2 separate regions of the Mus musculus genome follow, and region 1 is linked to region 2. The links are chromatin loops, found by intact Hi-C in ENCODE. Cell type or tissue: left cerebral cortex. All regions are shown on one strand.

Region 1 (5,000 bases), 240 kb after region 2:
TAGGCCCTGACATATAGTTAGGTGCTTAGCTCTGTTACTAGGGTGGCCAGATCTGGGCACCCTACTGGATGTCTGAAAAAAAAAAAAAGTCACAACAACCTTCGATGCAAGGGCCAGAGGGGGACACTTAGGGGAGGGAGAGGAGAAACATGGGGGATGTCAGGAGGACTTCCTGTGGGAAAATGGGTTCTGAGTAGTAAGTAAGGAGACCTGGGAACTGGTGCTGGAGGATAGCAGACAGCAAAGGGAAGCGCACCAAGAAGGACCTACCTAGCACATGATTAAGCAGCAAAGAATTGTGGGATATTAAGTGCTGAATAGAAAACAAACCAAGGGCCGGGCATGGTAATCCCAGCACTTGGGAGGCAGAGGCAGGCGGATTTCTGAGTTCCAGGCGAGCCTGGTCTACACACAGAAACCCTGTCTCGAAAAACCAAAAACCAAAACCACCACCACCACCACCAACAACAACAACAAAAAACCCATGGGGACTAAAGCAAGGTTCTGTGGTTAAGAACACTCACTGCTCTTGTAGAGGACTTCTGTCCAATTCCCAGCACCTACCTGGCATCTCACAGGCATTACTAACTCTAGCTCTAGGGGATCTGACGAGCTCTTCTGACTTCTTCAGGCTCTAGGCACACAGGAGAAAGAGAGGGGGAGAGGGAGGAAGCACTGGAGATAGCAGTACCGAGGCCCTGTGTGCTGGCTTAGAAAGGAAGTGTGACCTTGGCAAGGGCAAGGAGTTGGAGAGAGACAGGGTGAAGGCGTGGGGGCAAGAGTGAAGATTCCTCTTTTCAAAAGTCAGAATGGAGCAAGAGAGGGTGGAGGAAGGGCTAAAGCTGCTCTCAGTAACGTCCTCTCTGAAACAAGACAAAGGCTCTTCTACGGGCCAGTTTAAAGGGTGGTAGACTGGATTCAGCCAAGGTGGGAAGGGGACACAGGGAGTTTTCTGCTGTGAAATGTAGGACTGAGAAGGTAGCAGGATGGGAAGGTGTCTCTATTGCCTGCATGGAGAAGTTGAGGTATTAGCATTGAGACCACTTGGAGAACCCACTGGTCTTAGAATGTGACCTTGAGTTTCAAGGGAGGTCTAGGCTAGGTCGTGGCTGCTCAGGAGGGAAGGGTAAAGGAAACTAGGCAGCCTGAGTTGATAGGTAGAAGGAAGGCAGGCAGCTGGGGTGCGTAAGCTGCTACAAGGGTATCTGGAGGGCAGAGGTAGCCTTAGCCACTCCATTGCTGGGGAAACCAGTCCTCCATCAGTGGTCTAGAAAGGAGGCCTGGCACAGGTAGGCCTTGCATGGGTGCTAGAAGGGCAATCAGGTCTTTCTGAGACTTTCAGAAATCTGGGTTACCTTTCACAGGTGTCAATGCTGAAAGCCCATCAAGCAGGGTGCTTTTAACCCCCTGCACTCAAGAGGCAGACAAGACGGAACTGGTCTACATGGCAAATTCCAGCTTAACCAGAACTTCACAGTGAAACCCCGTTTCAAAAATAAAGTAGAAAAATAAATAGAAAAACAGCCATGCCTACGTCTTTGTGGGCAGACAGCTATACAAGAGGGGGTCAGGTGAGGGACCCACAACCACCACCGGAATTAAAGGGAATACGGTGGGCCTGAATCTGCAGGAGCCTAGGTATGGAAGAAGGTGACTACAGAACACCTAGGGCTGTTGCACTTTAAAGCCCGGAGAGGTGGGGCGTGGTATTCCTGGGGGTTGGCGGAGACAGCGAAGCCCAACACGAGGGATTTCTTCTGTTATAAGTTCTGTAGTGCTGCTAGATGTCACTACTTTAACCTGAGTCTTATGCAGCAGGAGTGCCTGAGGTCCGTGAGCAGTGAACACAGGGAAAACGAACACGGGTACTCGAACACCGGTGAGTTCTGCGCAGCCGCAGTGAAGGTGGGCTAGCGTTCGCTCCACCCTGTATGCTAATATGAGCGCTACGGCTCCGCCCCGGGGGACCGATGATCCCAAAACCCGTAGGGTTCGAGAAGACGACTGCGTGGAGCCGCGGGCCAGCGAAGACCCAGGCAAGGCTGAGCGTTGGGCCCCGGGCCCCGAGGACTGGTGCCAGGGCCCATAAATTGTCCAAGGGCTGCCGGCGAGCCTGGAGCCTCGCTCCCCCACCGGCGCAAAGTGGTACAGCCCGTGGGGGCGGGGACAGATCATGTGACGCGAGCGCGGCCGCCATCTTGCTTTGCGGTGCTGGTATTTAGAGCGCAGCGCCTGACTGGCGGGGTCGCCTTCCCATCCGCTGCCTCGACGATCTTCGCTTGCCTCCTCGCTCGCTGTCCCGTTGTCCTAGCTCGCCGCCGCCCGCTGAGCTTGTCTTTTCCCTGCTTGCAGACATGGCTGACATCAAGAACAACCCCGAATATTCTTCGTTTTTCGGTGTCATGGGCGCCTCGTCCGCCATGGTCTTCAGCGGTGAGCATCGCTGCAGGAGGAGCAGGGGATGCCGAAGCGATGCGGGACTCTAGACCGCTGCTCACTGGGGGTTGGGCGTGACGTCACTCTGACGTCATTCCCAGCTATGTGGGTGTCGGGCCTTACGGGCGCAGGTTTGGGGGGGTGGTGGGGACTGATGGATTTGTGGAGCACGGGGCTTGATCCGGCTGCGGGTCTTATCAGCCCGCCTCCTGTGCCTCGCTTCTGTGGGGGTGGGGCGGCAGTGTGGCTGCCATCTTAGTCCTGGGAAGTAGGAATGAGGGTGGGGTGGGGGGCGCGGGGGGCGGCGCGCGATGCTGTGCCCCCTCGCATTCTGCAGGCAGGTGTGACATCACATCTTGAAAGGCGCCAGTCCGTAGGCGGGGGCAGGCCCAGGACGGGAGTCCCTGGCCTCTTGGCTGGAGGGAGCCTGGGTCCCCGCTAAGGTTCACAAGCCCTGCTTTTATGGCGGCCCAGCTGCCCGGGGTCAGGTGGGTCTCTACCCTGGGTGAGGCAGGTGTTTCCGGTTGAGGCTTGTCTCGGTTTCCCAATAGTTCAGTCATCGGTGTGGGTTGGTTAGGAAAACTGGACTGAGGGGTTGGTCCTGGGAACCTGCAAGGACTCCGGTTAGAGCTTATGGAAGTGGGTTTGGCCTAGGTAGGAGCACTTTAGTGGATGGCTGCTGGGGATCTGGGCTTTGAGGTGGGTGGGAGGGCGGCATTAGAGTGCCTGCATTTACACGATTACATCTTTGATCTTCAGCCCTGGACCTAATGAATGGATGAGTGAATGAATGACCTTCCTCTTCTAGGGGGGTGAGGGGCTGGAACTGGGCGACGCTTCCGTGCCCAGAAAAGGAAAAGCCTAGCAAGGTTCTTGATGGCATCTTGCTTTTGAAGTTGGGCCTTGACAATTCTTCAGTGTCAAATTTTAGTGAAAATTGGCCTTCCTGGGAGAAAAGCTTTGGGCCAGACCCAAGAATGTGGGATTGAGGGAGGTAAGTCACAGCCCCTGGCCGGGGACTGGTCTGGCCTGGGCCTCCCCTGGAAGGTCTGGTCTTTGGCTTAACTGACCTCGCCCTGCCCCACCCTACCTGGCAAATGGAGAGGCTGGTTCTCTGTGCAGGTACTTGGTGAGTTTGGACTCCAAACAGTGTCTGTTGACTGTAAACACCTGTAGGGTGCAGATTGGGGTAGAGGGTTGTCTGTCAGTGGTGACCTCCCCTGCCTGGACCTGTCAGGTGCTGCTGAGAGAGCCCTGCTGTACCCACAGCATTAGAGTAAGTGGTCATTTGTGGTGGGAGATGTGGCCTGGACTTCTCCTTCCCTCCTCTCCCACCACGACTCTTCTCCCCACACTTCAGGTCTCCTTAGAGAAAGCTGCCAAGCATGTTTTTCTGCTCTTTGCACCCAGAATAATGTGTCCATAGGTTCCCCTGTTTTAGCCACCTATGATTAATTTTTGTCACTCATTCATAAATTAATCCAGCAAATCTTTCTTGAGTCCATACTGTTTCCCAGATAGTGGAGGAGTCTCAGGGAACACAGCAATATATCCCTGACCATGTGGGTGTCATGCTCTGGTTGTCACGATGGCTCCTGCAACTCCAAATTTCTCCACAGTTCTTTTTCTGCACCCAGCTTCTAGGATCTCTTGTATGAAGACCTTGCATGTGCTAAAGCTGGCCAACAGGTGTGTCTGCACTATTGCAAGCTGACCTCGGCTTTCCTTGTCTGATCCTTCACACCAGCGTCTCACAGTCCTGTGGGGGTTAGCCTCTTACTTGTCCAGCTGAATCACCTTCTGACTTCTTTTTTTTCCTTTTAGGCATGCTATTCTGTACAATGTCTTGTCCTCCCATTACGTAAAGAAATCCTTCCAGCCTCTGATGTTGCTGCTGGGAGAATTCCAAGCTTCGTCTCAGTGACTGACCCTTGGTCTCCCTTGGACTTAACTAACCAAGTTTTCAGACCATTGTTCTTTAACGCATCCTTGAGGCCTCCGTTTCATGCTAACAATCTAACTTCCCTTTTTTTCCCTTATGACAAATATCCTGTTCTTTCCTCATCATGTTCTCCATGAAACTGCCAGTTACTTCTTTTCTGTATTTTCTGTGACTTCCTCCCTGTATTTGTTGATTTCCTGGAAGTGCCTCCAGACCATGCTGTATTAAATTAGCATTCTCAGCAGGTCTCCCTTCTGCAGCCTATCATGCTTGCTCTTCTGGGTAGCTGCTACTGTCTGGGCCTGGGCTAAATTTTTTTCCTCCTTTTGCCCTGATCTCCGACAGTGTCCCTGTTTTCCATCCTCTATCTTCTTGTCACCCATCCTCAGCTCCATGATCTATACTTTGGGGAAGGACCTGACTCACTCACCTTTCTTGGAGTATCACCTTTTGGGGTACAGAGTTGTGTTGAGATCTCACCTTTAAAGTACTGCACGGCAACCTGTATTCTTGGTGTTTTCAAGCATGCCTCAGAAGTGTGAGCCCTTGGAACACACACTTTCTGTACTACGTGATACAGCTCAGCATGGACTTGGCTTTCAGTAGGGCCCAAGAAATGCAC
Region 2 (5,000 bases):
CCGCCCCCCCTCCCCGACTGGTCTAAAGTTTCCTGGACTTGTTTTGCTCATTCTGAAGCGCGCGATGATTGGCTGACCGGCACCAGAGGTTTGTGCTCTTTGGCGCCTACCGGATCTGTGTGGATGGAGCTACTCGGGTTGCCTCTGCTGTCATTAGGATCTAAGGCACCCTGCTGAGGCCGCGTTATTGTAGTAAAGGGACAGGCTGGTACGGACGGTGAGTTCCTATGGTCAAGTCTCTGGTAGTTAGTGGTGATTGCATAGATATGGTCTCTGTGCTGGTGGGATACAGCTGACTGGGTGTAGCGGGCGGCCGATGAGGCCAGAAAGGAAAAAAGTTTGAGGAAATGTTGAAGGAGGTTTCTCCCAGGAGACATTTCTGACAAGAATGCGTGGGGCAGAAGGAACAGCAAAGGCGTTCAGGATCGCTGGGAGAAGAAGAGGCACGCTAGTCTATACCGGGGTTACGTCAGTAACTTCTTAGCAAGGACATAGAGGATCTGGTCTCTGCACGAGGCTAAAGAGTAGCACCCGCCGTAGTGCCCCGCCTCCCGACTTTGCCAACACATTCTTTTGTTTGTTTGTTTGTTTGTTTTGTAGCCCTGGCTGTCCTGGAACTCACTCTGTAGACCAGGCTAGGCTGGCCTAGAACTCAGAAATCTGCCTGCCTCTGCCTCCCAACTGCTGGGATTAAAGACGAGCGCCACCGCCCGGTTTGCCTAGCACATTCTTGCTCCGTTATTTGCGGAAGAAAGGGATATGCACACAATCCCCGCGGTTATCTAAGTAGATTTGAGGCAGGAACGAAGAAAGAGGAACAGAGCTAAGGTGAGCTTCAGGAGGAAGGTACAAAGGTGACTTAGATTTGGATTACATATTGCTGTGAAAGATAGGAAAGTGGCCAATGTGCACTTTGGTGATCCCGGAGAGATGGAGAGAAGAGATTATCTCGGTCCAAGGAGCTGGGTGTGTCCTGTGGGACAGTCAGGAAGAGGAGCCTGCTTCTGAAGTCTGCTTTCCTGAGGTATTCATTTTTTGGGGTGGGGTTAGCAGATCTAGACAGTTTGGTCTGGTACCCTTGTTGGATTTAAGATTATTTAATGTATAGGATATTAGGGATAAGCTGATTTTCTTGCATTGCTGTTGTGTCTGCTGTGGTCAGACATGAGTGGTAAGTGGATGCTAGCTGTTCTCTGGTGGAACGGAACAAATAAACGATGACCCTCACTTACATCATCCAGTCTGGGTTATTCACACTAGAAAGGCTGAGAGCCAGTAGCTTTCTAAGAAACTACATGTCCTTGTAGTCTTAATCTGGTGCTGAAATCATGGCGGGTTCCTGGTCTTCAGCACTAGTTGGAAGGCTGAAGAAGCTGGGCCCTGATGTCAGTGAAAGATGGCAGCAAAAAGGTAGACGGACTAGTGAGAGAAAAGCCACAAAAGCAAATCTCGCACTGCCTACAAAGACACTGGGAAGTGCTGGTCAGGTTCAGGTTGGGCCTTCACACTTAATCACAAAGCTCCCTCACCGGTGTGCCCCGAGGTGCGTTAATTCTGAATCCAATCAAGTTGACAACCAAGATTAACCATCTCAGTGGGTCAGAAGAGCAGTGGTCCAGGGACTTCAGCCGGTTCTTGTAGGGAAAGGGCCCTGTGATGATGTAGTAATGCTCACACAGGGAGCATGTACCATTCTGTGAAGATTAATGGTGTCTGTGATTAGAGAGGCTAATAGAGTTTTTGGTCCAGAACAGCACGGACACCCTAGAAACCCTAGAAATCTGGGGTCACCCCAGATGGCTGGTGAGGACCGAAGAAGCTGGGCTAACAGCTTCTCCCCTGCTTTTCCCCTAATGTTCAAAGTAATTTAATTTGGCATGTATGTAAGTATGTAATTTAATTTGGCACATGTGTAAGTTTTTTTTTTTAAGATTTATTTATTATTATATCTAAGTACACTGTAGCTGTCTTCAGATGCACCAGAAGAGGGCATCAGATCTCATTGTCTTTGGAAGAGCAGTCGGTGCTCTTAACCACTGAGCCATCTCTCCAGCCCACGTATGTAAGTTTTAACATAAATTAAATCTAAAGCATGATTTACTCAGAGGTGTTGATAAAAATTTGTTGCTAAGCCGGGTGTGGTGGCGCACGCCTTTGATCCCAGCACTCGGGAGGCAGAGGCAGTTGGATTTCTGAGTTCAAGGCCAGCCTGGTCTACAAAGTGAGTTCCAGGACAGCCAGGACTACACAGAGAAACCCTGTCTCAAAAACACCAAAAAAAAAAAAAAAAAAAATTTGTTGCTAAATATCCTGGGCTTTATAAATCAAGTGTACCATCAAGCTGCTGAGCTCTGAAAGCTGAGCTTCCTGGCTTTTACTATTTTGAGAATTAGCAGAAAGATTGTGAGAACTGAATCTTTGGACCCTTCTTTCTTTTCTTCCAAGAGTCTGAGCCTTACTTATCCCAGCATGTTGCTAACCTATGGAGGCCAAGATGGCTAAGGGCCACCAAGCTAGGATTTCCGGGGACCCAGGGTATCTGTAGCCCCAGTTTGCTGGAAGACACATGAATTGCTGGCCGCAATTGAGGGCATTTGAGCCTTGGTAAGTACTCTATGCTCCCTTCTTTCTTTTCTCAAGGTTCAAAGTCAGCCTGGTCCAGAGTGAGTTTCAGACAGCCAGGGCTGCTATACGTAGAAACCCTGTCTCAAAAAACAAAACAACAGGGGCTGGAGAGATGGCTCAGGGGTTAAGAGCACTGACTGCTCTTCCAGAGGTCCTGAAATCAATTCCCACCAACCACATGATGGCTTATAACCATCTGTAATGGGATCTGATGCCATCTCCTAGCATGCAGGTGTACATACAGATAGGACACTCAGATACTTAAATAAATCTTTTTTTAAATGCCATAATGCATAATAGAGAGACCCTGTCTCAAACAAAACAAAAAATAGAAAAAGACAAGCAAGGGCTGAGTGGGGTGGCTCACACCTCACTCCCAGCCCTTGGGAAGCAGAAGCAGGTGGATCTGTTTATTTGGTTTTGAGACAGGGTTTCTCTGGGTAGCCCTGGCTGTCCTGGAGCTTGTATAGAGCCTCACCAGGCTCTGCCTCCATATCCAGCTTTGAAGACTTTTTAAAGGCATATGTGCTATGGAAACTAATTTGAAGTTCTATAAATAAATGTTTCAGAGACTGGCTAAAAACATCGTTGCTTAGTGTGGTAGCACATGCTTTTAATTCCAGTATTTGGGAGGCAGGAATAGGGAGATCTCTGAGTTTGAAGGTAGCCTAGTCTCCAGAGAGTTTCAGGCTAATCAGGGCTACATCGTAAGATCTTGTCTCAAAACACTAGAGAAACTGGGGCAATGGCTCAGTGATTGAGAACACTTATGCACATAATGAGATTCATGCTCATCCTGGTGGGCAAAACTCATACATGGAAATAAATATTGAAAAAATTAAAACAATAAAACAACTTGTCTTTTGTTTTGTTTTGTTTTGTTTTGTTTTGTTTTTCGAGACAGGGTTTTTCTGTATAGCCTTGGCTGTCCTAGAACTCACTTTGTAGACCAGGCTGGCCTTGAACTCAGAAATCCACCTGCCTCTGCCTCCCGAGTGCTGGGATCAAAGGCGTGCGCCACTACCATCTGGCCAGGACCCACTTTTTATCTTGCACTAGTTCATACTGTCTGCCTGGATGTAGACAGGACCCACTTTTTATCTTGCACTAGTTCATACTGTCTGCTTGGTGTAGACAGAACCCACTTTTTATTTGCCTTTGGGCATTGTGATGATAATCAACTTGATGGGGTTTAGAATCACCACAGTAACATGTTTGAGTTTCTAGGTTGTACTGAGGTGAGAGGTCTGACCTGCAATTTCCCTTTCCCTTCTAGTGCCAGTGTCTGCCTTGGCAGACTGAGCTATGAGAAATGTGGGTGACAACATTCCACAGTCTAAGGTCCTGGACTGAAAAGAAGGGAGTCAAGGGTGAGGGCCAGCATCCTTACCTGCAGATGCGGCATGGCCAATCCCTCCTAGCTGCCAGGGCCACAGCTTTGTCCCTTTGTGCCCTTGAATCAGGAGCCAAAACACAGCTTTCCTTGAGTTACTTCGATCAAGTATTTTATCACAAGGAAAGTAATTCATGCCTAATCCTTCACTTCACAGCAGTGAATCCTGTAAGCTTCCTCTCTGCTAGGAAAGCCAACTCCTGCTTTTGTTTGAAACTTGGTATGAAAGCCATATTGGATGTGGAACTGGAAGGTAATGATCTAGTCCCATGACCCCTCCTCATATCATATGTATGACTCAAAGACTGGTCATGTCCCCTTATCCTTTATTTTTTATAGAATCACAATATGTTTAAGTGTATCCTCAAGAGATGACACTACTCAGCCCTGTAGTGGTCCCTGACAATCCTGTGGCCAGTGACTTCTTGAAGGCACAGAGCTAGGAACAGAGGATGTGCTTCAAGTCTGGCCACAGCTCTCTCTTGTGCTGCCGATGCTCTGTGGGATGACATCTGGCTCAGGATCAGATCAGCCCGGTCCACTGTCCATACTGGAAGGAACATTGACATCCAAGGATGCCTGTGCAGTTGCATTGGGAGCCAATGGTCTCAGCACCTAGTCATAGCCAGTATCTTCCCTTCATGAAGGTATTTGCAACTTTGCTGCTCATTCCTGGCAGCCTGGAAGTCCTTGTTGCTGCTCAACCCTGTTGGCTTTCTTTCCCCCCCTAGGGGAGCTTAGTGTCATATGTAAACATAGACAGGTCCCTGGGGTCTCTCTGGATAAGCACTGGAAAGAAGCTCAATCCCCCAGGCTAGCTGCAGTACCAGCTGGGACCAAGGCCTGTCTGTGTGCACAGCAGGATGGGGTCTGGGACTGTGGTTCCAGAGACCTGACTTCAGGAGTGGAAACCTGCATGCTGACTCCTGCCTGCAGGCACTGACAGACACACATGGTCCACTTTGTGCATATCACCTTGATT

The links. Peaks named below come from ENCODE experiments on the same cell type or tissue, not always from the same donor. Only the 100,000 strongest peaks of a DNase experiment are listed, where the experiment ranks them.
Region 1: it touches region 2 in a loop (2.2-fold over the local background); 2 of 42 quality-filtered maps call a loop at or near these places.

What each region holds. Positions count from the first base shown.
Region 1 is chr17:24,166,639-24,171,638 of GRCm38, reverse strand. Atp6v0c (ATPase, H+ transporting, lysosomal V0 subunit C) reads left to right here and starts at 2,189. Exons shown (of 3, transcript NM_009729.4): 1 at 2,189-2,433. The coding sequence starts at 2,355. In left cerebral cortex, a CTCF peak has its summit at 2,131; DNase peaks (open chromatin) are centred at 2,155, 2,505, 2,865, 3,998 and 2 more places; H3K4me3 peaks cover 3,712 bases; H3K27ac peaks cover 2,536 bases.
Region 2 is chr17:24,409,529-24,414,528 of GRCm38, reverse strand. It overlaps Abca3 (ATP-binding cassette, sub-family A (ABC1), member 3), which reads right to left. Exons shown (of 33, transcript NM_013855.3): 33 at 4,325-5,000. D330041H03Rik (RIKEN cDNA D330041H03 gene) reads left to right here and starts at 16. Exons shown (of 6, transcript NR_033554.1): 1 at 16-217; 2 at 601-828; 3 at 1,955-2,062; 4 at 2,446-2,604; 5 at 4,176-4,271; 6 at 4,358-5,000. In left cerebral cortex, CTCF peaks have their summits at 87 and 1,983 (motif pointing right); DNase peaks (open chromatin) are centred at 2,104 and 3,120; H3K4me3 peaks cover 787 bases; H3K27ac peaks cover 518 bases.